Regions from separate parts of the Mus musculus genome. Here region 1 is linked to region 2. Evidence: chromatin loops called from intact Hi-C (ENCODE). Cell type or tissue: heart. All regions are shown on one strand. Links, peaks and the distances in the headings refer to the core of each region. The heading gives the core; the rest is flanking DNA. Region 1 holds the start of Nedd1 (neural precursor cell expressed, developmentally down-regulated gene 1). Region 2 overlaps Cfap54 (cilia and flagella associated protein 54).

Region 1 (16,109 bases), core at 2,663-10,662, 290 kb before region 2:
TGTAGACGCTTCAACTATGAATATATTATTAATGAATATTATAGAGCATATAGTAAACATGATTGGGTATGGTCAAATAAAATCTATGTATGCTATGCAAATTTGAATTATTTTCAGTTAATCTTAAAACTTTTATTTTACTCTATATTAATTATACATGGGTAATAAGTAAGTATAAAACAACATATATTAAACCAAAATGATTAAATAATTTAACCAAGAATAAGAGTCTGGTTTGGAAAGTCACAGCACGTTAAAATATCATAGTGCTTTACATTGATTTGTATGTGTGTGCGCACATCCACACATCACATTCCAAGGGTGAAAGGCAGAGGACAACTCACAGACGTCATTCTCTCCTCCCACCGACTGGGTCAGCTCATCAGGTTCAGCAAAGAGCATAGGAATTTTAGACTTTCTACTTTTAGTAAGCAAAGTCTATGCATGGAAACAACGGAAGCAGCTAGGTAATTCTTATTCCATTATTTTGACATTGTGCAGAGTATCCTGGTATTTTATGACTAGATCACAAGTTTTGGGGGGCTTCTGTAGCCTAGAACAACCTTCAAACTCCGGTCCTCCTGCTTCCACTTTGCAAAGGCTAAGGTTACAGGTGTGTACCACTGTGCCTGACTTAACATCATGCTTCCAATCAGGCTTCACTCCTGCTGGGCAAGCCTCTACCAACTGAGCTACACCCCAGACAGAGCACTACTTTAAAAAGATAAGAAAGTTTATTTAGTTTGAACCAGGTCTGAACTCCACTGGAGTCAAGGCTAAGAGTATCATCTTCTACCCTAAGAATGGAGTCTCCAAGTAGCAGCTAAGCCATCAACAGGTACCAATCTTCATAAGAACCGAGTCCAATTCTCTGGCTTGTGGACTGTCAAATGAATCAGCACAGTGCCGAAATCCAGAGCGAGTCGCCAATGCCCTCTCTCCTAATATAACCACAGGCTTGCTTTTGCAAGTGCTGAGTGGAGCTAGAGGGCAATCCACACACAGCATTTCTAGGGGAAATAAAATAATCTCTACCAACATATCGCCACAGTGGAAAGCCACTGGCTTCTTCTGTTTACCACAGAAAAAGAACCACAGGAAGGAAGGTAAGAGAGGAGAAGGTAGTTTCTACATTTTCTTGTAATTTTAGAAGTCCTAAGAAGTATGGAAACCAAAAGAATAAAGGAAACTAACTTCCCTGGCACCTCATACTAACCTGTTCTTGGAATTTATGCACTGGGGCCCTGACTTGCTGTGTCTGGAACTCTGCTTTTCAGTAGTAACTAAACCATGGCCTCATTAGGAGTACAGATAACATGAAGCTCTCTACACAGACAAGACGAGCTTCTCAAAGTCACACAGCACTGCCTCACTGCCACACTACGGAATGCACTTGTACTGGTCACAATCCCCAAAACAAAGATAAGCAGGAAAAAAAAACAAAAAAACATCCTATTAAGAACTGTTTCTTTTCTTCAAGGGACCCAGAAAAAAAAAAAAAGTGAAGCTGTAAATACAATCAAAACCTAAAAATAGTGAGGCCCAACTTCAGACGCTTGCCACTCTCCTTAAAATAGTTTCCACATGACAGGCTGGAGAGTCCTTCACAATCTGATTAATAGAGTATCCAAGTAATTGGTCTTACTGCTTGCATGCAAAAACTGAGGAATGATCAAGAGGGAAATGTAATTCAATAAGAAAAGTTGTCATTTGTTATGTATGTGTAAGAACAGTCGTTTGAGATTAAAAACACTTAATATGTTTGTTCATAAATCAGTCATATTTCAAAGCCCTGTCAGTTTCCCTTTCATTAGGGAGAGTATTAATACTGTGATACTGGTAAAATCTAGGCAATTCTTAACACTTCATGGTTGTATCAAAACGGTATGTGTTTCACAGAAGACTCATTTCTAGCACACCAATGGCAGAGTATTTCCACATCTAGAGAACTAAAAGCGCTACATCTGCCACTGAGGTCCCCAACTGCAGGAGAGTCTAGCTCAGGAGGCATTTGGATCAGCACAACTAGGAGTTACAGGCTCTCGTGGTTGGGCAGTAGAGGCCAGGGACACTTCCTAGCACCCTACGGTGCCCAGGAGAGACCCCATAACACTGAATCGCCACCCCAAAAAATGTCAATGACATCTGACGAACCCTAACTTTCAGGTTCCCTTCATCCCCCATTCGAACAGCCAACACAGGGAACTTACACCCACGCTGCCTACTGTGAAACGACGCTGTTTTCCTCACAGATGGGAGAGGAGAATCCGAGCACGTCATCAGTAAGATGTGGATGACACACGACGACTTCTGAATCTCCTCTCCACCCCGCTTATACCCCCAAGCTCACGGACTTCCACATCTGACTCACAAATATCCAAATGGAGATGGAAAACAAAACCCTCACTGTAAAGTCTCATAGGTGCTCTGCTAGTCTTACCTAACTCCACACATTCAGTAACTGTAGACAATATAACTAATTCTACCGCCTGCATCTAAAGACTAATTGTATTCAGAAAATTAGAGTGAGGTTGAAGTGGGTTGCAACTACAAATTTAAAAGAAAATCAACAGGGAAAAATAGAATGCACGCATATGGATTATTTTTATCAGTGTTTTTTTGTTTTGTTTTGTTTTGGTTTAGTTTTTTGTTTTGTTTTATTTTAAATCTCAGGTAGCCACACAAATATTTTTTTTATGGGCCAACAGTTTCACAGATCATTGAAAACTAACAAAAAGTGATTACTTTTTTTTTTAAAGGATACTATTGCTGCTCCAACAGATTGAACTGATTCCATGCGGTGACGTGTGAGGGTTGAATTTATCCACCAATGTCAGGAACGAAGCATCCCATATTTTAACGTCATCTCCTGATGAAGCAAATCTGAGGTTTTCCTGCATGACTGGGCCTATAAAAAGTTCAGAACATTATTTAAAACACAACTACGGAAAAGCAAGTTTTCAAAGCTGAAATGCCCCCTGATCTAAGGCAGGGATGTTACTTGTCCATTTCTGTCCACCTTTCTACCAAGCAGCACACACAGAAAGTATGAGTGACTCAAACACCAGCCAATCACATACACTTAGCTCATCCTTCCAAGAATCCCCTCTGCGACTACGAGAAACCCAACCTCCTCCTCCTTACAGGACAGACATGCCAATGTGGCTGCCCTACACATCTTGCCTGAGCCACCAGATCTAAACACCGGCCTTCTTCATGTCTATGAATCAAGCCAAGCCCATCCTCCACTTAGTGTCTCTTCACCTGCTGCCCCCCTCTACCTGGAAAGCTCCCCATGTTCCCCCAAAACCATCTCCTTATCATTTAGGCCTCTGCTCAAAACATCTCTGCTTCTAAAAGGTAAGTTCCCCGCCTACTGTGGCAAAACCCACCCTTTATCAGCAGCTACCCTATATTCTAGCACCCAATTCAATGTTGTTCATGGAACTTCTACTCTCTTCTTTGTTCCCATAACAATGCCCGCCTCCTCACACAGGAATTTTGAAATATTCCTGATCCATACTAAGTACTCCGCAGGGAAATAAACTAAGTAATGTTCTCATATTTTTTTAATGTGCTATAATCTAGCCATCCTGGAAGTCTGAATCCCACTGTGCCAAGTTTTCCAAACTCTAAAATTAACAACAAAGTTAAATAAGTTGCCACTGTATCCTAAAACCAACTCTTGGTCCCAGACCTCTGACTTTTTATTCAGTGTGATGTTCCCAGCACATAAATCTGACAGAATGATGCCACAAGCCAAGGCAGTCTAGACAGAAAGCAGAGAGGCTGCTCCAAGCACTCTGAAGGGCAGCAGTACTGTGAAAGACGGTGTATTTAAACATACAGAGGAGAGAAAAGGCAGAGAAATATGCTCTCACACTCAGTATGGGTGGTACCATGGTACTATTATTACAGGGCCGGCAGTGGTGGTGGTGCACGCCTTTAATCCCAGGCAGAGGCAGGTGGATCTGTGAGTTTGAGGCCAGCCTAGTCTGTGGAGCTAGTTCCAGACAGCCAGGGCTACACAGAAAACCCCTATCTCAGAAACAAAACAAACAAACAAAAACAGCAACAAAAAAGAGTACTATACTACTATCCAATTAACAAACTTGGTAATTCAATTTATCCTATTGCCTGTCTGAAGACATTAGATATATTAACAATGAGTTTGAATGAAGTGGGTTGCAACCGATATTTGTTTAGATAGAAATAAAATCAATGGAGAAAACTAAGGCACAAGCAGATGCTAGTTTTTAATTCCTGTGTGTGTGTGTGTGTGTGTGTGTGTGTGTGTGTGTGTGTGTGTGTTTAATCCATAGTGTTCCTGTGTGTGTGTGTGTGTGTGTGTGTGTGTTTAATCCATGGTAGCCACACAAAATATGTTTCTTTTTATAGGTCAACACAGTTTCATTGATACTTGAAGTCTAATAAAAAGTGGTTACTTTTTTTTTTTTTTTTTTGGTTTTTTGAGACAGGATTTCTCTGTATAGTCCTGCCTGTCCTGGAACTCACTCTGTAGACCAGGCTGGCCTTGAACTCAGAAATCCGCCTGCCTCTGCCTCCCGAGTGCTGGGATTAAAGGTGTGCGCCACCACGCCCTACTTTTTTTTTTTTTTTTTTTTTTTAAGGGATGCTACGGCAGCTACAACACACTGAATTGATTCCATCTGGTGACATAGGGGGCTGAATTTAACCAAGGTTAAAGGCCAACAGTGGTCAAAGACACGCCCCCACATCATCAACAAAAGCATCATACATATCTGGGTTCCAGAGGACAAACTAAAAAGCATAAGGCAGAAATCATTGAGTCTCAAGAGGAAAAATAAATAAATAAATAAAGTTTATGGAAAGGATTAAAACAGTTATTTGTTGTGCATATTTTTGGATACAGTAGTGTGTGGGGTGGTTCTGAGTTAGAAGGGACCCCTAGTAGGTGAGGCTAAAAACTTGCAGAGTCACCTGTTGAATTGTAGACAATGTTTCTATTTGGTGACTAAAACACTTACTCAATGCCCCTTGTTCCCCGGCCCATGGAAAAACACAGGGTAGAAAAGTTGAACTCTGAAGAACAGTAAACAGCTGCAAGCTGCTGCTACCCTAACCCCACACAAGGAGCCTACTGTGCAGTGTGGTGCAATGAGTGGATCAAGGCTCTTCAGAAGAGTTAAGCGACCCACACAGCTTCAGTGAGGCTGACTTCACGGAGACCTCTCACAGTCCCTTCGCTTGGCTTCTGGGCTCTGACATCAGTCCCCGGGAGAGGATCCCGGGAAAGAAGAGCGACAGCGACCAACTGCACTCTCTGCTCAAGAAGAGTTCTCGGGAGTTGCACCCCTAGCCCAGGGCGCCTGCGCTCAGCAGCTACGGGCGAGCCAGACCCGGGAGTCGGGGTGGACGAGCCGCTCGGGGCAGCTTGGCCCTTAAATCCGGGGCCCGCGACCCGGTCCTGTCCTGTCCTGTCCTGCCCGGTCCCCGGCCACTTTCCAGCGCGCGCGCGCGCCCGCTGCCGCCCAACGCAGGACCGAAGAGGCTGACCTCGGGGGTCCCCGGCCCAAGGCCACCGCGCTCACAGAGCCTCCCTGTCAGGCGGAACCTCACCTCTCAAGCGTGGGGCCACAGGGGAGGCCCAGCTCCACCCGTTCCTCGCTGCGCTTCCGGCTCCCGCCTGGACTGTTAAACTTGGGCGGCCGGAAGTCCCGCCTCGCATGACGTCACGGGAAAGGCGGTGCCCCGAGCGCTCAGCCCGCGGGGGTGCTGGGTGGCCTCCCACCCTGGGGCGGTGCAGAGGAAGATATCCTAGCCTGTAGCTACTGCTCCTTTATCACTCATTTGTTTGCTGGCTACTGTGTGCCAGGCGCTGAGTTAGGCTGTGGGTGTGCACTTACTGTGTTTAGCTTGAAGGGACAAGAGGTCAGTCAACACGCAGGTTCCCTAGCCTGCTGGAGATTACAGTCTAGTTAGGAAGTTAATATTAACACTTCTGTAGGGAAAGGGAAGGCAAGAATAAAATGCCAGGCAGTGGCGGTGCACACCTTTAATCCCAGCACTAGGGAGGCAGAAGCAGGCAGACTGCTGAGTTCTAAGCCAGCCTGGTCTACAGAGTGAGTTCCGGGACAGCCAGGGACTACACAGAGAACCTCTGTCTTGAACAAAACAAAACAGAAGAATAAAAGATGGGGAATTCACGGGCAACTCTCAGTTCCCACAAAAAAAGGTGTCACAGTTATCACAAAGAAGAACGCTCATAATAAAGGCAATTAACATGGTTGGTTTAGGAGAGGATTACTTGAGAGGAAGCCAAGAAAAGCTGCAGGTTAAACATCTAACTTCAAAGGGGTGTGGTGGTACAAGCCTTTAATCCTAGCACTCAGGAGGCAAAGGCAATGGGATCTCTGTGAGTTCAAATCCATCCTGGTCTACTGAACGAGTTCCAGGACGGTTATACAAAGAAACTCAGTTTCAAAGAGGGGAGGGAATGGAGAGGAAATTGTGGCAGGAGTGGGAGAAGGAAAGGAGGGGAAGAGAAAGGAAGGGGTGGGAGGGAAAAGGAGGAAAGCAGAGGAGAGGAACATCTAACCCAAAACGAACCCTAACCCTGAGAACAAACCCAGTAGTGACTTCAGCCTCTGAGCTAGCCATCTTCACATCCGCAGCTTCACATGCTGCTGTTCAGGTACATGAACACCAACTCAGTGGTTTTTTGGTTTTTTTGTTTTTGAAGGAAATGTATTTCATGGTAGAAAGGGGCCAATGAACTGAGTTTTCCCAACATTCCTGCTAAAAGATTGCTCTGTTGAGAGTTCTTACTTCCATCACTGATAGCATGTTCCTATGGAAAGTGTTGCTCCTTTGTCCCAGGTGCACACCGGATGTGTTTCTCAACTGGATACATAATGTCCCAGTTATCTGAACCCATATCAAAAACAACTGGAAACCTAAGAAGTGCCAATCCCCACCTCCCCTAGGAGAAAAAGAAGTCTCTCCAGCTTCTGGAAGCTGGTGAGGAACAACCATAAAATGAAGACGGGGAGCAAGCAGTATATGCCTTGTGTAATCTGCAGCTGCTTTTGGTGTTATTAGCTGATTTTTTTTCCTGGAATTTGGCCTAAAATGCTGAGATCTAAGTAGGGAGAACTGGAACACATGAAGAAAAGAATGCTTGAAGCAGAAAACACAACTCTCTAACACTGAAACCAGCAAGAAAGCTTAAGACTGGATTATGTGGTGGGGGGAAAAGGTAGACACTAAGACTATTCCTGCATTAAAAGTGAGATGTTTCATAACAATAAAAGTAAATAAACTGGGCACAATAGCTCACTCTAGTAATCCCAACACCCAGGAAACTGGGGCAGAAGTATTGGTATGAGTTTAATGCAAGACATTAACTGAAAACAAAAGTTGTTTTGTTTTGTTTTGTTTTGTTTTGTTTTTTGTTTTGTTTTGTTTTGTTTTTAGCAAGGGCTCTTACAGGAACAGAACTGACGATATTTATAGAAAATCTTATTTGAGTGGCTTATAGGCTGCACTGGCTAGTTTTGTGTCAACTTGACACAGGCTGGAGTTATCACAGAGAAAGGAGCTTCAGTTGGGGAAGTGCCTCCACGAGATCCAGCTGTAAGGCATTTTCTCAATTAGTGATCAAGGGGGAAAGGCCCCTTTTGGGTGAGACCATCTCTGAGCTGGTAGTTTTGGTTCTATAAGAGAGCAGGTTGAGCAAGCCAGGGGAAGCAAGCCAGTAAGGAACATCCCTCCATGGCCTCTGCATCAGCTCCAGCTTCCTAACCTGCTTGAGTTCCAGTCCTGACTTCCTTGGTGATGAATTAGCAGTATGGAAGTGTAAGCCGAATAAACCCTTTCCTCCCCAACTTGCTTCTTGGTCATGATGTTTATGCAGGAATAGAAACCCTGACTAAGACACAGGCCATAGTCCAGCTAATCTGACAATGGAAAGTCCCAGAATTCAGTAGCTGTTTAGTACATACTGCTTGATGTTTCAGCCAGTCTTGAATATATGTCAGAATCCTGAAGAAGCAGGCTCTACTACTAGTGAAGGAATGAACTTGCCAGTAGAGTGAGGGCAAGCAGGCAAAGAGCAAAAGCATTTGTCTGCTTAAACAACAAGCTTGTTCCTTTCCTGGGCTTCCAGGAGAAGGTGTGGCCCAGATTTAGGGTGTGTCCTCTGAGATCTAGTGATTCTGATTTAAGGTGGTCTTGTGACCTCAAGTGATCTGGATTTAAAGGTGGGTGGGTCTCCCTACTTCAAAAGATCCCTCATAGATGTGCCCCAATGGCTTCAGTTTTTAGTTCATTCCAGATATAGTCAAGTTGACAACCGATAGCCATCACAGGGGCATATCCGCCATTCCTGTTGAAAATTTCAACAGAATTCATTCTTATCTGGGGGAGGGGGAACCACAGGAGTAATGTAGAAAGTTGGGATACTTCCAAATATCTGCATTCACAGAGGACTCTACCCTCCCCCAACTATTGCAAGATTACCATTCTCTTCAGCAACATATCTGTAAACAAAAGGATGAAAAATGAAGCAAGTTGTAATAGGTTTTGAAAAGAATGTGTCTTACAGACCAGGTTTTCTAATCCTAAAAATGCTAAACATAAATAGAATATAATAAAGAAACTAGTGAAAGACCCACAAGTGAGGACTCCCCCATGTTCTGACACAGGAGAGGCAACACCCCAAATCACTCACAAGAAACGGCCTTGATGCAAACCGCAAGAGGACTTTTTATTCCAGGAGCGCTCAGGGGCCCTCAGTCATACACCATGCAGGGGTAGAGGACTGTGGACCCCGAGTAGCTGGGAAAGGGGTTATTTAAAGGAAAAATACACAACCCAAGGGGGTAAGGAGGGCATTATTAGAAAATGCCAAACATACCAGTGAAAAATCACACGGGGGTACTAAAAATCACAAGGAGAAACTCCCTGCTTCTCAAGATTGTTATCAAGATTTTAATCTAACTTTTGTGGTTGTCGAGTTCCTGGAACAGAGTCACTGAACTGGCTAACCTACATTCTCAGTGCAAGGGGGTCTGAATTTTTCCTGGCCTTTCAGCTCCTCACATCTTCTAGTGCCTAGTTCTAATCATAGAACTAGACTAGAGAAGTTCCAAACATCTGAGAATTAAACAACTGTAAGTCCTAGACAATCCTAGATCAAACTAAAAATAAATCACACACACAAAAAAACATTTAACCAAATGACAAATAAAATATAGCCTAAAGATCAATGTAGGTTTGGTGATGTACATCAGCAATTTCAGGCTGAGGCAGGAGGATGGCAAGCAAGAAATCCAAGCTTAAGGCTAGCCTAAGCAGCTCTTGAGTTCTAGCATAAGAAATGATACCAATAAACACAATCATTAGGAAGAAGTCCAGGGAATACCCTAATCTTATTTGTTAAAGACAATATGACTCAGGTTTTAACAATTAGAAAAAAAACATTAAAAGAAACAACTATAAACTCATACCCCTTTATATATAAAACGTGTATGTCTACATGAAAATAAATTCAATATTATATGAAAGGGATTATGCACCATGACCAAATAAGTTTTATTCCTGAAATACAAGATTGATGACAAGGATCAACATAATTGAGGTAAGCTGACCGGTTTTACTCTCTCTGATTCTTCAGACACAATCCACTATATCAACCCTAGCTCTGCAACAAAACAACAAAAGGCTCCTGCCTTTACCTCCTGTCTGTACCTCCTAAGATCCCACAGACCATCCCTAGGCTCACACCACCACCCCCTATCATTGTGTTCCCTGTGAAAACACAGAAAATAAATAATCTTAGACCAGCAAAAACAAAAGGAGAAACACACCCCAACACACACACCACCACTACCAACAACAACAATGACAGTAATTAACAATCCTTGGTCATTAATGGTCATTAATATCTCTCTATATCAATGGTTCTTCAATAAAAAGATACAGATTAATAAATGAATGCAAAAACAGGATCTATCCTTCTGCTGCATCCAAGGAACACACTGCAACATTGGGGCAGACACTACCTTGGGGTAAAGGGTAGGAAAAAGATATTCTAAGCAAATGGACCTAAGAAGTAAGTTGTTGTAGCCATTTTAATACAAAATAGACTTAAGCAAACTTAAGCAAAGTTAATCAAAAGAGATGGAGAAAGACACTTCATACCCATCAAAAGGAAAGTCCACAAAGGTGACATTTCAATTCTTAACATCTATGTCACAGACACAAGGGCACAATTTTTAAAAAGCATGACGATAGCTTTATTCACATATTGACCCTCACACACTGAAAGCAGGAGAATTCAATACTCCTCTCTTGCCAATGGACAGCTCATCCAGACAGAAACTAAACAGAGAAATGTTGGTGCTAACTAACGTGAAAAACCAAATGAACCAAACACAGATCTACAGAATATTTTACCCAAACACCAAAGAATATAACTTCTACTCAGCAGCTCATGGAACATTCTCCAAAACTGACCACATACTCAGACACAAATCAAGTCTCAATAGATACGAGAAGATCAAAATAAATACCTGCATCCTAATCCACGGATTGAAGCTGGATATCAACAACAACAGAAACAACAAAAGGCTCACCAACTCATGGGAACTAATAAACTCTCTACTCAATGAAAAATGGGTCAAGACAGACAGATAGAGACAAACAGAAAGAAAGAAAGAGAGAGAGAGAGAGAGAGAGGAAGGAAGGAAGGAAGGAAGGAAGGAAGGAAGGAAGGAAGGAAGGAAGGAAGGAAGGAAGGAAGATTAAAGACTGTAGAATTCAATGAAAATGACACAACATACCTCAACTGATGAGACACAGTGAATATGGTCCTAAGAGCAAAGATCATATCACTAAGTGCATACATTAAAAAAGAAAGACTGAAAATGGAGAGATCTCATACTACCAAATTAAGAACATACCTGGAAGCTGTAGAGCAAAGAGAAGTAAGGACACCCAAGAGGAGCCAACAGCAAGAAGTAGACAGTAAACTGAGAGATAAGATCAATCAAATAGAAACAAAGAGAGCAATACAGAGAATCAGTGAGACAAAGAGTTGGTTCTTTGAGAGAATCAGCAAGATAGACAACCCCTTATCCAAATGTACTAAAAGACAGACAGACAGACAGACAGACAGACAGACAGACAGAGACAGAGACAGAGACAGAGACAGAGACAGAGAGAATCCAAGTTAAGAAAATCAGAAATGAAAAGAGGGACATAAGAACAGACACAGAAGAAATTCATAGAATCATAAGAGCATATTTTAAAAACCTGTACTCCACCAAGTTGGAAAATCTAAAATAAATGAATAATTTTCTCAATAGTTACCACTTACCAAAATTAAATCAAGATCAGATAAACAATTTAAATAGAACTATAACCCCAAGTGAAATAGAAGCAGTCATTTAAAGATTAAAAGTCTCCCAAACACCCCACCCCACCCCAAAACAATCTTATGACCAGGTGGTTTTAGTACAGAATTCTATCAGACTTTCAAGGACGATTTAACTCCAGTACTACTCAAATTGTTCCACAAAACAGAAACAAAATGAACATTGCCCAATTAATTTTATGAGTTCACAGTTACCCTGATACCTAAACCATATAAAAACTCACCAAAGAATTGCAGAGTAATTTTCCTTGTGGACATAGTTGTAAATTATTCAATAGATTACTTGCAAACTGAACCTAAGAACACATCAAAAAGATCATCCACCATGATCAAGTAGTCTTCATCCCACAGATGCAAAAATTGTTTAACATACAAAAATCAATAAATGTAATCCATAATATAAATAAACTGAAAAAAAAACCTACATGATCATCTCATTAGATGCCAAAAAAAGCCTTTAAGGAAATCCAACACCCCTTCATGATAAAAGTACTGAGAAATTAAAGATATATGAGGCGTGCCTAGACATAATAAAGGCAATTTATAGCAAGCCTATAATCAACATCAAATTAAATAGAGAGAAACTCAAAGCGTTTTCACTAAAATTAGGAACAAGAAAAGGTTATCCACTCTCTCCATATCTATTCAAGATAGTACTTGAACTTTTAGCTCATGCAATAAAACAGCTGTAGGAGATAAAGGGGATACAAATTGGAAAGGAAATGACAAAGTATCGTTATTTTGCAGATGATACGATGGTATACATAAGTGACTCTAAAAATTCCACTAGAGAACTCCTACAGCTGATAAACACTTGCAGCAAAATGGCTGGAAAGAAGATTAACTTAAAAAAAAATAGTAGTACCCATATGACAAACCATGATAAACAAGCCTAGAAATGAATCAGAAAAGCAATACCCTTCACAATGGCCTCAAAATATAAAATATATTGGAGTAACCCTAACCAAGGAGGTGAAAGAGTTGTATGACCAAAACTTTAAACCTTTGAAAAACTAAATTGTGTGATAACTCCAGCTAATACTTGCAGTGCCATGTAAGAACGTTGAGAGACGACATTTCCCATTCTTCCCGGTCTTCAAGAGAGAAAAACTTGTTTCTCATTCTTATGTAAAATATGATCAATATCAAAGTTAGCAAAATATGACTATGTTCTCTATTCAGCTGAGAAAGTATCTCTCTATTCCTGGTTTATTAAAGGTGTGTGGATGATGTAATTAAATTAATTAATTAATTGAAGAATATATCAGAAGATGAAAAAGATCTCCCATACTCATGGACTAGCCTAGTAAAAATGGCCATCCTACCTAAAGCAGATTCAATCCCTATCAAAATTCCAACACAATTCTTTACAGACCTTGAAAGGAGAATTCTTAACTTCATATGGAAAACAAAAACAAAAAAAGAATAACAAAACAAAAACAAACAAACAAGAGTAGCTAAAACAATCCTAAACAATAAAGGACTGTTTTCATTCCCGATTTTACTGAGCAATAAGAAGAACTGCATGGTAATGGCAAAAAAAACCAGACATGCTAATCAATTGATTTAAATTGAGGACTCAGACATAAATTCACACAGGTATGGACACCTGATTTTTGACAAAGAAGCAAGAAATACACACTGATTAAAAAGCATCTTCAACAAATGGTGCCCATCTAACTGTGTGTCTGCATGTAGAAGAATGCAAATAGATACATATTTATTTACTTATCTATTTATTGTTTTTTTTTTGAAACAGGGTTTCTCTGTGTAGCCCTGGCTGTCCTGGAACTCACTCTGTAGACCAGGCTGGCCTTGAACTCAGAAATCCGCCTGCCTCTGCCTCCGGAGTGCTGGGATCAAAGGCGTGCGCCACCACGCCCGATTTAGATATGTATTTATTATCCTGTGTAAATCTCAAGTCCAAGTGGATCTAAGATAGCAACACAAAACCTGATACAGTGAACGTGATAGAAATGAAGGTGGGAGCAGCTTTAAATGCATTTGCACATGAGACAACCTCCTGAACAGAACACCAATAGCACAGGCACTAAAATCAACAATTAACAAGTGGGACCTCATAAAACTGAGAAGCTTCCATAAGGCAAAAGACACTGTCAATCAGACAAAGAGATAGCCTACAGAATGGGAAAGGTTTTTGGTTTTGATTTTGTCTATTTTTCTCAACTCCACATTTAATAGAGCTCTAAAGTCTTGCCTGGTAGTGGTAGTAGACACCTTCAATTCCAGCACTTGGAAGGCAGAAGCAGGCAGATCTCTGAGTTTGAGGCCAGCCTGGTTTACAGAATGAGCTATAGGACAGCCAGGGCTACATAGAGAAACTCTGCCAGCTATCACCTCTTGGACACACCCAACAGATGTTTCCTCCTACCACAAGGACACGTGCTCACCCATATTCAGATTAACTTTATTCATAATATTCAGAAACTGGAAACAACGTAAATGTTATCTCATCTGAATGATGGATAAAGAAAGCATGCTACATTTACAGATTTATTTTTAAAACGCAGCTGTCTAAAAAACTGCATAATGAAATCTGCAAAAAGAATGCAATTTTTAAGAAAAAAAAATCAAGCTGAGCAGTGGTGGCGCACGCCTTTGATCCCAGCACTTGGGAGGCAGAGGCAGGCAGATTTCTGGGTTCGAGGCCAGCCTGGTCTACAGAGTGAGTTCCAGGACAGCCAGGGCTACACAGAGAATCCTTGTCTCGAAAAACCATAAATAAATAAATAAATAAATAAATAAATAAATAAATAAATAAACAAACAAACCATTCTGAGTGAGGTAACCAAACCCTAGAAAGCCACATATGGTAGGTGCTCCCTTAAAAGTGGATGCTAGCTTTTAAGTAGGTGTATGGGGCAAGTGGATCATGCCAGCAGACAGAACTGGTAAGGTTGAGGAGGCTCAAACCCAGGGGAATCTCAGGATTGAGAAAGGCAGGAATGGGGCAGCTCCCTGCCAAGCTCTACTTGTTCAGGAGCATGTGATCATGGCATCCCACAGAGAGGGCCATGACAATCTTGTAGGGACAATGATTGAAGTCCTTCCCCATGCAAACAGAGCATCCCTAACATCTCAGACTGAGCCAATGGGAAGCATTTACCCCTGGATCCCACCCTATTCACAAAATGTTTATAAGGTCCTTATCCACATGGAATAAAGCACAGGAGTTATTTCACCAAGAATCATCTGAAAGTGACTGTTTTATTGAGCTGTAACACTATGTAAAACTTTGGGTACGCATTCATGGCTGGACCTCAGTCTGCCTAGCAGGTCTGGCATGTATGTACCCAGTACCTTCTGCAGTTCACAGTTGTCTGATGTTCGCTGTTGATTCTAGCTACATCGGGATATAGGGAGGGAGAAGGAGAGAGGGAGAGAGAGGAGGAGGAAAGAGGGAGAAGGAAAAGGGGAGGGAGAGAGAAAGGAAAAGGGAAGAGAAAGGGAAGGGAGGGAAGGTGTACTGGCTAGTTTTGTGTCAATTTGACACAGCTGGAGTTATCACAGAGAAAGAAGCTTCAGTTGAGGAAATGCCTCCATGAGTTCCAACTGTAGGGTATTTTCTCAATTAGTGATCAAGGGGGAAAGGCCCCTTGTGGGTGGGACCATCTCTGGGCTGGTAGTCTTGGGTTCTATAAGAGAGCAGGCTGAGCAAGCCAGGGGAAGCAACCCAGTAAAGAACATCCCTCCATGGCCTCTGCATCAGCTCCTGCTCCCTGACCTGCTTGAGTTCCAGTCCTGACTTCTTTCAGTGATGAACAGCAGTATGGAAATGTAAGCTGAATAAACCCTTTCCTCCCCAACTTGCTTCTTGATCATGATGTTTGTGCAGGAATAAAATCCCTGACTAAGACAGAAGGGGAGGGGAAGAGAGAAGAGTGGAGAAGAGGAAGAAAAAGAAAAAGGTAAAAGAAAAAGAAACCATTAAAATTATTCCTAATAGTGTTCTGCTGCATTCATGGATTGGCGCCTCATCAGAAAGGCTTCCACCGGCAGCAGATGAGAGCAGATGCAAAGGCGCACAGAACAGCCAGATGGCATGGGAGGGAAAGTCTAAGCTGGAGGTCTCCATTGGGTCTCTCTCCTCTAAGATTGAAAAACCCCACAGAAGAGGGTGAGGAAAAATTATACAAGTCAGAGTGGATGAAGGAAACCAGAAGAACACGGCCCACAAAATCAACAAAGTAGGTCTCCTATGGGTTCACAGAGGCTGAAGTGGCAAGCACCAGGCCTGCATGGGTCTGTACATACACGTTAGGGCTGTAAGTTTGGTTTTTGTGGGACTCCATATTGCTGACTCTTGTCTGTTCTTGGGACTGTTTGCTCCCTGTTGGGTTGCCTTGTCTAGCCTCAATACCAGGGCAGTTGGCCTTGTCTTAGTGTATCTTGTTTTGTCTTGCTTGGCTGTTGTCTCTTGGAGAACTGCTCTTTTATGAAGTGGAAAAGGAAGGGAGTGGGCTGAGGGAGAGAGGCAGTAGTCGGGGGAGCTAGGAAGACTGGAGGGAAGGGAAACTCTGGTCAAGATGTGTTATGTGAGAGAGGAATCTATTTTCAATTTTAAAAAGAAAAAGAAAAAAACACCAACATAATTAATTGAAAAATTAGAAAATGTTTATAATTTAATAAATACATGTAGCAAAAGCACTTGAAGTGAGCAATATTCCTA
Region 2 (16,109 bases), core at 3,059-11,058:
AAATATTTTAAAAAAAGAAAAAGAAAACATATGGGGAAAAAATAGACATTAGCTCATCAATAGATAGGCAAAGAGAATAGAAAGGATCTGAAACTCCTAAGAGAATATACTTATTTTTTTTTACCTATTGCTTGAGCATCCTTTCTTATTGCTGTGATAAAAACACTCTGATAAAAAGCAACTTTGGGGAGGAAAGGGTTTATTTTAGTTTACATCTCCAGGTCCCACCGTCCCTCTTGAGGGAAGTCAGAGCAGGAAATGTAGACAGAACCCAAACCAGAAACCATGGAGGAGCACTGCTTGTTGGCACCTCCTTAACTAACTTCCTGTTATACAGCCCAGGATCACCTGCCCAGGAAACGGCACCAATCGCCTGCAGCCTGGCCCCTCCTGCATCAGTTAAGACAACCAAAACAAACTCCTGCAAACACATCTACAGACCAACCTGATAAAGACAGTTGCTGGAGAAGAGTCTCCTTTTTTTTTAGGTAATTCTAGGCTCTGTCAAGTGGACAGTTAATGCTGACTGAATCGCCCATAATTTTGTCCTTCAAATTGAAAACTCGTGGGCAAAAGGAGACATTCATACAGCAATGGGTTCCGATGAACTCATGTGTGAGATGGGAAACTGTGTGAGCAACAGCTCTCTCCCTACTGTCATGATGAAGACTGTGACAACGCATGCATCTTCCATCCTCAGACTCTGCTGCATCCCACCAGGAAGACCTGCTGACACAACAGCTGCGTAGAGCCCAAGAGAATGAAGTATGTCCAGTAGAGGGGAAGAGATGGAACCTGGAGGAGACAGGGAGCAGACAGGGGACAGGGGCAGGGGGGGGCTCCATAGTGATGCTGCTCTTAAAGAGTGGGCTCAGAGCTCCTGGAATGAGGACAGAGTTACAAGAAACAGAGATGCACTGGTCCAAGAGCCAGACTTACGGTCTGCTACCTAAGGAAGCTTAGGGATGTTGCTGATGCTGCCTAAAATGTCCTGCCTGGAATACAGTGGGATTCTATGCATCTGTTTCCTCAACTATCAAAAGAAATTCCTCATTTCATCACAAAGAGTTACTGTCTGAGGGGAACAATGAAATTTTAGAGTTATTTTAAGCTGACAAATAGTAATTGAATATATGTATGTATGTATGTAGTGTGTATGAATGTATGTATGTATGTATGTATGTATAACAGAGAATGTGATGTTTTGGTGAGTATATACATCATGGAATGACCTAATTGCACTAATTAGCATATTTATCATCTCTAATGTACACTTCTTTGTACTGGTGGCATTAAAGTCATTTCTTCCACTTGTTGAGGTACCCAAGTACTAAGTATTAAAACTCTCTCCTGCCTACCTCTAACTTAAATGCCTGTTGAACGACGTCTCTCCTTTCCCTACCCATCCCCAGCCCTGACATCTGTATCCACCCTCCTAGTCTCTACCTCTTCGAACTTGACTTTCTTAGAATCCATCCATCCATCCGTGAGCTCATACATTCATCTCTCTGTGACTGGCTTGTGGCTTAGTCCCTTCATGTCCCCCAGGCCTGTCCATAGGTTTCCCCATTGTTTAAGGCTGAATACGTCACCAAAGTGATGCTTGGGAAAACCATGTGATGTATCACCTCCCACCTCCTAGGTGGTTCATTATCAAAAAGATGTTTGGCAGCAAGTGTTAGTGAGGACTTGGGCAAGGGAGCCAGCCCTCTACGTTGCTGTTGACGCTGCTAGTTTGCAGAGCACCATAGAAATTCTAAACAGACTTAACAGCAGCCCCATTACTGAACAGACACTTAAAGGTGAAGAAGCCAACATGCCAAAGAGGTGTCTGTATGTTCCCTGACGCGTGTGCACAAGAGCAAAGATACCGAGGCAAGCTGTGCCCATTAGCAATGGCGGGATAGGTGTAAAGGTGTATTGATGTTTATAGAATAATGTAGAATAAAACTACAACCTGAACGCCCCCCAAGGCCATGCTAACCAGAAACATTTGGGGAAATAGCTCATCTTTTACTACTAATAGTTATGGTAATATATTTTAATGAACAGGGTTGTCCCTAAAACTAAAAACCTAACCACTGTCATGAAAACTGGATTGTACTTTGTTTTGTTTTTTTTTTAAAAAAAAAAAAGGTTTATATTAACCTAGAACATATAAAAACCCAATCTTTGAATGTAAGAATTAAGGGGGTTTAATAAGTGAGAGATTCCCGCTTTGGCCACTTGGCATTGTGGGAGAGCACCCATCAGCCTTCTTGGGTGACCTAAAGAACTGCAAATAGAGTGTCAATAAGGAGACGCAGGTCACTGCCCCCACGGAGCTTCTCATCATCCCAGGGATGTAGCCTGGACCTCACTTTATTAGCTTTCTATGAAAGTTCTGCCAAATGGAACCCAAGAGTCAAACCACTCCCTGGAGAAAAATTAGGTCCTGATGAAATATTCAACGCCTCACAATAACTCCACGGCTGTAAATTGGGGAATATATTAAGTTCTGAAGAAATCAAGATACCAGAAAACCATGAGGCAGTGTGACACACTACACCAGTGCTAGATGAATCCTAGCAATTCTCTCTATTTAATTTTCCTTGAAAAATGTGATCATATAAAAGGCCTGTGAGATCTCAGCTTATGATACTAATCAACTATTAAAAGAAAAAATAGCAGCACACAATAGAAATACAATACAATTTAAAAAGCCATCCACTCTAGGACCAGCAACAGGCTTTAAATTAAATACTTCAGACCTGGGTCAATGAGTCGGGTCTCTGTCCTGCTCATGGGTGACATGCTACCTCAGCAAGAAGGTTAACTGTGAGTAGCTTTATAACTGATAATGGTACTCAGTGTGTTCACTGAGAGACAGACGCTATGGTTAAACAGTTGACAAACGTAGCTCCATTGACGTTCCTAAGACCTGTGGACATCTTCTGACTGCTCTCACTTCACAGATGGAGTCACTTGCTCGGTACCACGTGGCTACAACAAAGAGCTTGACTCTGAACTTGGGTCCATCTCTATCTATTGACCTGATACGTTCCTTCCTATAAATTTATCCTCAAAAGAAGCAGCCATGGGTGCAGTTAAAGATTTACATGCTGTAATGTGTATTTTAGCTTTATATATATATATATATATATATATATATATATATATACTAACAAAATACTTTCAGTCCAGCAGTAAGGAATTACTAAGGATACTACAACATGTCCACAAGACTCAATATAGTGGTACATAAAAGAAGCCATAAATTCTTCAAAGGAACCTCATGCAGGCATGGGAAGGGTTGGGAGAAGGAGAGGGAAGTGGGGGATTATATAATTAACAATTTCAATAAGATAAAAATCATTAAAAGTACTTCATAGAAAATTTTCTAATCTAATAAGAAAAAATTATTCATTAAATGAAAATATATAAAACAGTATATATGGTTAAGAATAATATATAGAAATTGATATGTATGTGCAGGTATATATATATATATATATGCATGTGTAGATAGACTGGTGATAGACAGATAGATTATAGATAAGATGGCCAATAGGTAAATAGATGGATGTACATAAAATGAAAAGCAGTCTCTAGATGTGGGTTTCTCACTCTGCTGCTACTGACATGCTGTATCGGATTTTCCCCCCACAGTGTTTGTGATTGAACCTGGAGCCCTGTGCACACCGGGCAAGGATTCTCTTACTCCTGAGTTACATCCCCAGCATGTGTTGGGTACTTCTTTGTTGCAGAAGGCCGTCCCTGTCACACTGTATTCTGCTCTATCAGCATCCCCCTTGCCTCTACTCGCCAGACACCAGTGGCATCCCACTAGGTTGTGACAACCAAAAATGTCACGAGACATTGACAACATCGCCCCAGGGTGAGATCTGCTACTCTGGGTAGTAACAGATAGCATTTATTTATATGCATTGCCATAGTTCCCAAAACGTCTAAAATTACATTTGTGCTCCTGGGGGGAAATGTTCTATAGAAGGCAAATTCACTAACGGGGGAAGTAACGATTCATGTTTCATGAATTAAGCGGCAATCAGGGAAAATATGCATCGCAGGCGTTGTGGAGTTTCTACTCTGATCTTTCTTCCATTGGAAATTACTTAGCAAACACTTCACAGAAAAAAAAGAGGATAATAGCACCCGTCTCTTCTACCTGTGTCAGGTACATCCGAGCGGTGACAGCAGAGAGAGGCGGGTAAATGAGAATTGGTTTCGTTGTCTCCCCAATAGCATCACCAATGAGTTTCCCGCTGGACGAGTAAGCAGCGATCGCAAAGCAGTACTGTGCATTCGTTTCCAAACCTTTAATTTCAAAGAAGCTTCTGCCATCGGCTGGTATCTGTGAACGGAAACATTTCAGCTTTTACTCAGAAAATTAAGGCAGTGTGACTATTAAAACATAATTGGATAAACCTTTCTCCTTCGCTGTGGGAGCTTAGTTGTGACTCGAGTTGGAATTAGTGTCAATCCACGGCTGTAATGACTTCATAGGGGGAACGCACTCTCCGTTGTGGTTAATAAGACTTTGATAAGGCCTGCTGACAGAGGGGGTGACATACGTACCGCTTCTCCTGAGTTTGGGAGGTGGTTGTTGTTCAGCCTTACTTTCCCATAGCTTCCATCTGCTTTGCAACCCAAGATGCAGTACCAGGACGCCTGGAGGGGAGAGAGGCAGCTGTCACCTGTGCTCTGCGCTCTGTTTCACAGCATTCGGCCTCCTCTATCTGGATGGAGCAAAATCAACGATCTTCCAAAGAGAATGGTACACTATACTCGTGTGTTAAACTGCAAAGGTCTAAGCTTATACGCACCTCCGACATCTTGACAAAGTAACGACAAACATGGGGCTTGCTTCCCTGAGACAATCAAGACACACACACCCAGTGTGTGTGTGATGTATGTAGGTCAGAAGGAAGACTTGGTTGTCGGTCCTTGCCTTCTACCTTGTTTGAGATAGGACCATTGTTTTCCCCACATAAAAACAACAGACTAGCTGGCCCACGAGCCTTCAGCGCTCCTCCCAGCTCACCCTCCCTGCTCCACATAGGAACTCTGGCATTACAAACTCTCATGCCTGGCCTTTCCATACGTTCTGGGGATTGGAACCCAGATCGTATGCTTAGCAAGCGCTTTTACCTACCGAGCCCTTCCCCACGCCCACCCCCAGGCCCACATCATTGCCTACTTTAATCACTATTGCTGATTGACATTAGTAAGCTGGAATGTGCTTCCCTCGATATCCGCTATACACAGTGATGGGTCCCACAGAGACATTTCAGACAAGTACCCCATGCACTGTGACCACGCTCACACTTTCTCCTCCCCTCTTACTGCTCTCACTCCTTCGCCCAGTCTCCCCTCTGCTCCCGTAGCCTGCATGCATGCATACGTCAATGTGTCTACAGAAAAGCTGGAATTTAAGAATGGGAGACGCGTGCACTGGTTGTCTATCTGAGTCTGATTCATTTTCTTATGATCTTTGCCATTTTCCTAAAGAACAACATGAGTCATTCTTTTTATGGCTGAGTGAAACTTCATCATGGATGTATTCTGTTTTCTTCACCCATTGTCTGTTGATGGACACCTAGGCAGGTTCAAAACTTAACTATTGTGAATATGGCTAAAAACATAGGCATGTAAGCATCCCTTAATGTCTGCCTGCTACAAGCCCAGAACTTGGTGATACAGTAACAATGTGTTTTTGTTTCTGGGGACTTTTGACCCTAATTTTCACCATGCAAAGAAACGGGAACTAATTCTATTTCCACCAGCAGTGTGTAAGCGCTCCTGTTGCCTGCATCCTCACCAGCACTTGTTGTTATTTGTTTTCTTGTGACTGGAATGAGGCGGGATCTCAGCACTGCTTTAGGTGGCTTGCCTAAGTGGCTAAGAATAGTGAACATTTTTCATATGATTATTGGCTACTTTCAATTTCTCATTTGAGAATTGTCTGTCCATTTCTAGAGGCATGGGCATTTGTGAGCCACCTGGTGTGGGTGCTGGGAACCAAGCCAGAGTCCTCTGCAAGAGGCAGTAAGTGTTCTTAGCCACTGCACTCTTTCTCCAGCCCCAAACTTAAGCCCTTTATATAATCTAAACATTAAGCCTCTGTCAGTGCCATGACTAGCCAGGACTTCTCTCCTTCTATAAACCGCCTCTTCACCAGATTGCATCTTTGACTGTACACAGTTCTGTAATGTCATGCAATCACATTTGTCAAATCTTTCTTTGGCCTGAGCTATCCCAGTCCTTTCCACAAAGTTTTCTTCAAATACAGCCTGTGCCTAGATATTGAGGCGCCCTCCCCCAAAGAAAATTCAAAGTTTCAGGTGCCATATTAAGATCTTTGACTTATTTTGAATTGATTTTTTACAGCAAGGTTTAAGACTCTGGTCTCATTTTTCTTCATATGGACCCCTGGTCCTGCCCACACAATTTGCTTGCAAAGGCTGTATTCTCTCCAGCGTATGTGTTAGGCATCTTTGTCAAAGATCCTGCGGCTAATATTCACTCCATTCCTTTGAGATGGAACTGCTACTGTCTTGAGGAACTGAGATGCAGAAAGACCAGAGCATTTTAACTCAGAGCAAACAGACCCAGACATTAATGCCAAAGACAGCTTCATCTTGAGGGGACAAGATGAGAAAAGGGATCGCGTCTAAAAGACGTTCATGTGACATAAACACATGAGGAAATCAACAGGGGCTGGGAGAGAGGTGAGGCACTGAGACTCGTACAACCTTTGTGTGCAAGAAAACCTGAAGAAAACTCACTGACTCAAGCAAGAACTGGCATCTTATCTCCATGAGTGGCTCTCAACCCGATTCCACTCCAGGCTGTTTGTTTGTTAATTAGTTTGTTTGTTTGTTTGTTTGTTTGTTTGTTTGTTTGTTTGTTTGAGACAGTGTGTCTCTATGTAGCCCTTGCTGTCCTAGAACTCACTCTGTAGACCAGGTTGGTCCCAAACTCATTAGAGATCCGCCTGCCTCTGCTTCTAGAGTGCTGGGATTAAAGTTGTTGGCAGTCGCTGCCCAGCTTCTAGGTTGCTTTTTAAAAGAGTAGTTTGTACAGAATAGAATGCTCTCTAAAATGACCACTAGCCAAGCTACCCAAGGCTGCCTAGCTTCAACAAGTGAGGTTTTTCTGGTATACCTGTCTAATCCTTTGTGCTTCCAGAGAAGGGCTCTCAGGTGATTATGATACATGTGACTAATTAAGAGTGCCAGCCATCATGAGCAGGAAGGAGGAGAGAGAAAGAAGAGAGCTGAGGGGCTGGAGGCTGGAGGACAAAGGTAAAGGTCAGATGAAAGAAAAGGAAACACAAACTCAGAAATAACGGACTTAGCATCCCTTGCTTACCCACACAGAAAGAGTACACTTTCCGTGGGGGGGGGGGGGAAGTGGAGCCGGCGGGGTGCAGAAAGACTGTGTTGCATGACAGATTGTTATTGCTCTAAATTATACCACACAAAACCAAGAGCAAATTCTCTCTAAAAGCATTATTACAAGCAGATTTTATATTTTTATTTTGCTCCCAGTCTGTGTAACACAAAGAAGCAATGTGTAATTAGAATCTACATAAGAATAGAGACGGTGTGAACAAATCACTAACTTTGGAAATAAGATTTTATAGACAATGTAAGTAACATTAGCATTTGCAACTATAGAAACAGATTTTAATGAAGTAATGGCTTAGGAGGAGGCTTCACAGAGACAAAAGATGGCCAAACCAGCAAGCCAGAAAATTTACATGAGCCCACAGCACCACCTAGTGGTCATAGAGAGGAAGCAGCGGGCAAACTTTCCTGAACCAATTCTCCAAATAACTAATTTACATAAATGTTATTATATATGTGCCTTTAAAAAGCACGAGAGCTACAAGTCAAATATAAGGAGCTAATGTCTTCCTATGTTCATGCAACATACGATAAAACTGTCACTAAATAGTAATACTGAAAACAAATAATGGTTTGGGCTAAACCAAAATATTTGAAAACAAACACTAAATAGCATAACCCTCGTTCTGTACTAATTTTCTAAAACCAGCGAAGCCTTACTCTTAGCACAGGTTTCCAAAATCTCCAAAATTGAACTCCTAGTCCTAAAACATCCTCACAGCAGCAGTCGTATGTGAGATAAATGCTATTTCTCCTCCAATTTCAAAAGACAGAATAACAAAGAAGTGACAAAAACTGTTCTCAAGGGAGTCCACAACCATCCATCGAAGGTGCACGCCCATCCGCCTAAAGTCCACCACGTCCATCTACAAGATCACGCCCATTGAGCTAAAGTCCATTCCATCCATCTAAAAATCACTCTCAAGAATGAGTCACATCGCACCCGTGTTTAACTTGGTGCCTGTTAACTCACACAGAACTTGACAGCAGACAGACATTCAAAAGAAAAGAAAAGCTCATTGTATTGAATTAACAAAAAAAAATCACAAAATAATGCAATCCAGACTATATAACTCCAGTAATTGTTTTGATAAATTCTACTTCATGTGCTTAATAAAAGTAAATGAAAGTCGTTGGCTAATGTTAATAATGTTATATATTAGTTCAGTCTCTCTCTTCTTAAATGTCTCGAGCTGGCTGCGAGCTTGCTGTGGGGCCTGCGATGACCAGGAACTGATCTTTCGGCCTCCACCTCCAAAGCGCTGAGATTAAAGGCCTGTGGTACCACACCTAGTCTGTGCGGCTGAAGGGACAAAGCAGGGACTTCATCGGTGCTGGACAAACTCTCGACTAACTGCACACATCTCCAGCACTCCCTCACTTGGCTTCTTTTCACAAAAAAAAAAAAACATGCTTCACAAACGAGAAGCTTGAAACTGTATTTGGCCTTTGTAAAGTTGTTCTGTGGGTTAGCAGCAGAGCTAGAATTGTAAACTTATATAGGCTTGACTTCAAAGTCTCTGTGTGCAAAATGCCCTAAAGATAATCAAAGATAGGAATGAATTGTGGCCCAACATCAAAGGGGGCCTAAAAGAGCGATATTTAAAATATAAACTAGCTGGAGCTGATTTCTTGTTAGGAAATGAAATCCCAAGAGGTATTCCCATTTAGGCCGAGTCCGGGACTTGGGGATGGGAGATGAGGCTCGTTCTAATAAATGCTGAAAGATTTGCAGTTGAAGAGACATCTCCATTGTCTCTTGTTTCCACAATGACCTGGGGAGAATATACACAGAATCTCTAGACCTGCAACCTTCAAATTCTGTGTCCTGCTGCTTTGTCCCCAACGCTGGCTCTCGGAGGAGACAGCCTCCTCCAGTGTCTGATTCTGCTTCAGCTCTCTACCTTGAGCACAGTTTCACTGTGACAAAGGCACACAGAGGGAACTGTTTTTTCTCTTCCCGTGTGTTTGACATAGCTTTAGAAGACAATTCATAAAGGGAGAATATCATGAATAAATTAAGTATAGATAAGACATGAAAATACTAAATATCTGGTGTTTGGTGCTTATAAGTAAGATTATTTGGGTCCTGAGAGCGACAGTGGTAAGGGTTACTATAGTCACGGGAGCGCTTAGGTCGTGTGGCGTGGGGGCAGCACCTGGGAGGGCACGGTACCTTAACCTCTGAGATGAACGGCGCGGGCTTCAGGGTCACAGAGCAGTGAGTCCGGGCCAGCAGGATGGGTGGGGGAGGAATTCTGCTCTTCTTTATTTTTGAGCTCCCCAAGAACTTCTGATAGGAATATAGGGCATTTTGTTCTGCTTCGACCTTCTCAATTAAGGCATTCGCTTCCTGTAACGAAGTGTGAAAATAGAAAAATACATTTCAGGAGCTTGAGCCTTTTCTATATTTGCAGAATTCTCTTGTGGTAAACGCTCTCTTTCTATATACCGTTTCTTGAATCCCAGAGGCATACATACACATGTCACTATGGATCATGGGCTGGTGTTTGTAGGACTATTAAAAAAAAGACTACTAAATGAACGTCTTCGATGGAAACAGACGCGTATGTCTAAATGCAATGGCCATATATTATTAATGGGGGGCATTTTGTCTTTAAATCCACAAAATATCTACCATCAGACTTTATTGTGCTTTGAAAATTCATAACACAGATACCTGCATTTGCACTGATAAGCCACAATCCTATTCTTAGTACAACTTGCAATGTGACTCTCAAGAAATAAAGACTATTGATACATGTGGTTCATCAAAGGAGTGTCCTTGGGAGTTTATATCATCAAGATGTCAATTCTGTGATTCTGATACAGAGACAATACCAAACTATCAGTGCTAAACCATATTTAAAGTCAGATGAGCTGCATCAGCAGAGATGTGTAACTTCCTCGCAATACTAATAACACTAGTTAAAATAATAATAGTAATATTTTAGTCTCGATAATCATAGGCAGAACAGACATATGTCTTTATTTTTATAAGATATTTAAACAGGGTAGAGAGAGGGGTTTGGCAGTTCATTCTTCCAGAGGACCCACATTTCTTCCCAACCCCCATGTATTGGTTCACAACCTCTTGTAATCCCAGCTCCAGGGGATCCAATGGCCTCTCTGGCCACTGTGTGTACCAAGCATACACTGGGTGCTCATATTTACATCCAGGAAAACACTCATACACTTAAAATAAAAGTCATAACTATTTTTAAAGGTATTTGAGCATCTTAAATATCCACGACTAATTTTCAGAAACCCAATAAACTAGGAAAAAATCGTTAGCATCCTTAAAATAGTAAGTTCAGTTAATAGACCGAGTATTAGCATAGCACTCTTGGTGCTCACAATGAACCACTAAGGAAGTTTCCAGGGGAGCCCAAAAGGAGATGGAGGGCTACCATTCCCTTGCTTTTAGAAGCTCTGCCCTGTTGACAAATGCGAAAGAGAATCTCCTGCGACCAATGCCTGTTTACCAAATCCCAGGCATTCCCATTCTGCTCCAGTAAGCTTGTGTTGTTTCTCTCACAGGGGGCATGTAGGGTTTGAAAGAATCACATCTGGAGCTCACTGGATTTCAAGCCCGCTAAATAAATGCCTGGACATGGAGTGATGTTTTTATCAACTTCTGTTCCTGACTCTGAAAACATCCTCTAAGACCTATTGAAGGGCAAACTTCTCTGCAGGAATTTTTGTAATGGCTGTGAACATGTCTTCTGTCTGAATCTTCTGTAGATACTATACCTACCCCTCTATTTACCCTAAACCTCTAAGACCATTCACTTCTGTGCATTCCTCCCTTCCCAGAAGCATCACATCTTGTCAGCTGGTTCCAGACCTCCTGGAGCATCATCTCCACTGACATCTCTGACAGCCCTGGGTTCTGAGCACCCCTTCCTACTCGTCTTCGCTAATCTCATTTCAGTGGGTATCGTGTCGTATGTTATCTGCAGACCCAGATGGCCATCCCTTGTTCTGAATGCCCTGGTGATGGGAACAATACTTGGTTTATGTCTTTGGATTCAGTCGTTGTATTCTAAATGAAAGTCACACAGGGCTGTGATGGCGAAGAAGCGCGTTTACTACAATGCACTTTAAACGGATGCGTTCAAAGCACTCTGACTGGGTCTTGGCCAACTTTAAGAGGAGATTTCTGGCTCAGATTATGTGGCCCAATTTAAACCATGTTAACAGGAATGTCAACGTTTGTATCAAAAAGTAGTGAAAGAAACGTGCAAAAACCTAAGGCCTAGATTTGGGTTAAATAAATTCCATAACAGAACTCAAGGCAAACTCTAATGCCTGTTAGAAATAAAGCCTCAACTCGGGAAGGCTCCTCTTGCAGCTGCTGGGAGAGTTCATTCAGGAGAAAGTGCCTAGGGATGGTTTAAGGTCTTCAACCACACAGGAGGAGAAAGTATCTGAGGGGGAAGGAAGGTGGAGAACTCAAGAGGGAAAAAGTCACAGAACCCGCTGGGCTCAGTTTTAAAGGGGTGTTTCTAGAACAATGTTTTAGCAAACCAAGGTCTCACAACTGCAAAATCTGGACAACCATTCCAAGTCTTAGTTCAATACTTGCGTTCCCAGACAAGTCACGTGATGAAAAGAGCTAACCAACCTCCCTTTCCCGACAGCCCTTGGAAATTAGAAGGGCTTACCGAACCTAAAGGGAGGAATGACCCTTTTACTGACTGAAGACAGAGGTTAGCCAGGACCCTCAATGCGAGGGGACTTCCTCAGCGGTGCAGCAAGGCAGCAACCGTGCTTCCCATGGCCATCTGAGTGGTAGTGCGCGGCGTGAACTGAGGCCCTAAGACATTCTGTATAAATATAAATGTCTCTGCCTGTACTTTTCATCAGAGAAAATGAGACCTGCCTCTCTTCAAGAGTTTGCCAGTGCTTATGAAGACAGGCTGACATTAAATCCATTTGTCACACGCCTCACACCCACAGTGCATCAGAACACTAATGGCGAGATGTAATGCCATCTTGAGGGCATGATTAAGATGCACATAAGCAACGATCACAGAGCTGCGCTGATGGAGTGTCACGATCGCTATCCATCTCCGAGCCCTCCCTCGGGTGTGTCTGGGTCCCATCGTGAGGGCGTGCACCTCAGAAGGAGATGAGAAGTAGGTTACGTCTTCCCTTGAGAAACCTGGCCAGGACCATTGCTGAGAATGAACAGCGTGGTTTCAAAGACGAATCGAGAGAAGGCGTGGGGCATGATGTGTGGTCTTGCAAAGACGAATACAGACGAAGCTCAGATAATAATCCTAGCCAAATGCAAGTAGAGAGCAGGCTAATAGTGATAGCGATTATAATGGCAATGGCTAATAGGTACGGGATGTTCACCCTGTACCAAAAGCTAAGAATATTTTTTATGATCTCTTTATTTTTATCTTGTGTGCATTGGCATTTTGCCTGCATGTTTATGTCTGGATGAAGATGCTGCATTTCCCCTCCCCCACACCCCCGCCGCCTCCTGGAGCTGGGAGCCGGAGTAACACACAGTAGTGAGCTGCCATATGGGTCCTGGGAATTCAACCTAAGTTCTCTGCAAGAACAGCCAGTGCTCTTAACAGGTAAGCCTTCTCTCCAGCCCTTTTTTTTTTGAGCTAAGAATTTTATGTGCACCATTTCATCAAGTCTTCCTAAGAGCCTCCCTTTAATAGATGAATATTTTCAAGATGTAAGAGGACATCAATAACACAGGACATCGAATTAATCAGTAGCAGAACCAGAACCCTACCCCAGCTCCTGTATCCCATGCTACTACATCCAAATGCAAAGCTAAGCCAAAACACAAACAAACAAGAAACCCAAACACCTTTAGGAAGACAAACCAAATAAAGCTCTCCACACTTTACCTTTAGAAAAATCTCTACTATGTAACTATGCCAAAATCTGCTGTCGGTGTTTGAAACCTGAGGCTCAAACCATGATCTCATTAGAGGGGGGTCAGGATCAGAAAGATCTCTGTTCTTCCGCAAGGAAAACCAGTACAGAACAGACAGAAAGAACTGAGGGGGTCTCAGGAAAACAAAACAAAAACAAAAAACAAAAAAAAAACAGGTCTCAGGAAAAAAAACAAAAAACAAAAACAAACAAACAAAAAAAAACAGGTCTCAGGAAAAAAGAAACACTTCAAGAAAAACAAATAGGATCGAGCCAACTGAAATTCCAAATATAAGAAAAAGAAATAAACTCAGTTACTGCCAGTTAAGTTCACAGGATAGAGTTCTAGGCATAAATTCTGGAGATGTTAAAGCCAGGACGTATTAGAACTTCCAGTGGTTCTGGTTTCCTTCTTAGCTCTGTTCCCAAAATGGGATCACACAGTTGCACCCTGCCCCAATAGTAAACATGAATCTGCTCGGCCATAACGCTCCTTTGCTTAGAGACAGGATGCTACAGCCAGGGTTTGGCACTGTTGACTTTGTCTGTCTGCAGGGTTACTGAGGCTCCGGCAGACAGCATTAGGAGAAAACCCGACGCAACCGTTGGGTTTCTTTGCAAGAGAAGCTTCTGGGAAGATGAAATGTGGATCAGGGGGCAGAGGATTCCTGGAACGGGGTCAGAGTCTTCTCATCAGCACACAGACACATAGGTGGCCAGGCTCTGAGAGACCCCTTTCCTCAGCAAGGGGTCGCTTCTGGGAGATTACACTAAAACTGCACTCTTCTCACATCACTACAGAAGGCTCGGCTTCCAAATAGGGAGCAATTAATAGGCCCCTTCCACATCTGTAGAATCCCTATTCTATCTGATTATATCTAACAAGAAAGAGGTTAACTCCTCCTTCTGTGATATTTGGATGCAAGAAACAGCATCATAGCACATAACCCTGAAAACACTTAGGAGCGTCCATGTTCTCTTCCAGTGAGAAATGTCACCAGCTAAGGTCCTGAAAGGTCGTCTGGTAACCGCCTCAGTGAACAAACTGTCTGAGCCACAGAGTGGCTGCTCCACTCAAAGGGAGTAAGGAATCTGGGGGGGGGGGTGCTGCGTGCCACCCCTTACAATGGAGGGGCAGTGTGATATGCAGAATCAAGACAGATCAATACAGTCGAGCAGCCAAGGCTGGAGGACAGGATGAACACACTCCTCTAGACAAGAAGGGGAAAAAAAAAGCCTTCATCCCATTTGGGAAGCTAACATTATCAAAAGTCTGCCCTTTGTCTCTGACAACAAATTCGTCCATTTTTAATTGGTTTGGAATCACAGGCGCTTGATACAATTATATAGATCCACAAGGGCAGAAAACTTTTGAAAAACCAAAGCAGAGTATGAATTATTTACACGTTCCTAAGAGACTCAAGCTTTTTCATACCTTTTTTTTATGGTATCTGGTGACACATCAATTACTGATTTGGGGACAATTTTGTTACAAGACCATGATAAGGTAAAACATTTTGTGAGGTTCCTCAGTAGAGAATGATTGCCAAGGGAAAGAAGTTTATTTATCTTCTTTAAGGAAAGAAAGTTTGACAATTATTTGAGTCGTAACATCTCTGTTAAGGAGAGTGCCCCGAGGAGCCATTGTGACACCACAATCCTTGGATGCAAACTGCCACTGAGGAGCAGTGGTGCCTCCGGAAGACGCAGCCTGGGGTAAATATTCAACTCCCAGCTGGTAAACGTCTCTTGTTGGGGATCCTGCAGAGCCTCGCGATGCCTCTCGTGGGGCTACCGTGTGAGGACATTACACTCATAATTTTTCTGGAGTTCGAAACCGTCTTAGGAAATAGAAAGACCTGGAAACTTAGACTCCTTGCATCTCCACCATCTTCCTCCCCAACCTGGGTGGGAAGGAGAGAAACAAGAAGGAAATGGCATATTATGGAAGTAGGAAGAAAACTCCAGAGGTTTCCTTCTCCTCGAGCTCCAAAAGCATGTGGGATTGGTGCAGACAGCAAGTGTGTGTGTGTGTGTGTATGTGTGTGTGTGTGTGTGTGTGTGTGTGTGTGTGTGTGTGTGTGTGTTATTCTCCATAGAAATGGGACCAGAGTGCCAATGTCTAAGCAGGCAGCCACGAAGCATCCGCTGAGAAAACAGATCTAAACTCATCCAGAAATCTAACAAAGATCAGAAGCTACGTGACCTTATCGATTCAAACCACTCAATACTGCCACCAAACCCATCCCCAACTCAAAGGCTGGAAATGCAAAGGTTCTTCCCTAATCCTGAATGAACAGATGCCTCCACCTTGAACAGTGACGGCATCTATCCCTCCGAAGCCCTTAGCCTGCCGTGCAGGAGCTCTCCTGCCTTGCCATCCTTCCCCAGAGCCCCTCCTTCCCCTGCCACATGCATGCCCCTCCGAGTGAATGGCAAGCAGAAGGACCAGTGGGCAGCAGCAGCTCCTGGGACCTGGGGCTCTGCACTCATTGCTCTCTGATGGAACGGAGTCCCCCTTTGCAGTCGCCCTCATCGGTGGCTACTCAGCGTTCTTCAAGTCTATGTCCAAGTTTCCAAAGTCCTACTTGTTGACCTCAAATGCATCCCTCCAGCTTTCTCAGACTCTCAGTTTCTGGACTCTGGCTGGCTTTTACAGGGAGGTCCAGGTTTATGATGTTTCTGTCATAATAAAGTCTTCACCTTGATGTCTTGTTTCCTTCCCTATTCAATCTGAACTTCTTGTTTCATACCAGAAAAAAAGTTTAAGTTCTTACCTGTAATAACAAAGAG

Evidence for each region. Peaks named below come from ENCODE experiments on the same cell type or tissue, not always from the same donor. Only the 100,000 strongest peaks of a DNase experiment are listed, where the experiment ranks them.
Region 1: a loop joins it to region 2, with 2.7 times the contacts of the local background. A loop is called at or near these places in 5 of 42 quality-filtered maps.

The regions. Positions count from the first base shown.
Region 1 is chr10:92,716,722-92,732,830 of GRCm38, forward strand. Nedd1 (neural precursor cell expressed, developmentally down-regulated gene 1) reads right to left here and starts at 5,697. Exons shown (of 15, transcript NM_008682.2): 1 at 5,602-5,697; 2 at 2,765-2,908. The coding sequence starts at 2,900. In heart, for the core only: no CTCF peak of the experiment used is centred there; a DNase peak (open chromatin) is centred at 5,700; H3K4me3 peaks cover 1,614 bases; H3K27ac peaks cover 1,868 bases.
Region 2 is chr10:93,006,850-93,022,958 of GRCm38, forward strand. Cfap54 (cilia and flagella associated protein 54) reads right to left here. Exons shown (of 68, transcript NM_001347060.2): 20 at 9,586-9,762; 21 at 4,576-4,668; 22 at 4,166-4,351. Among named protein-coding and RNA genes, the nearest start is that of Gm40739, 60 kb to the right of the region's middle. In heart, for the core only: a CTCF peak has its summit at 7,795 (motif pointing left); no DNase peak of the experiment used is centred there.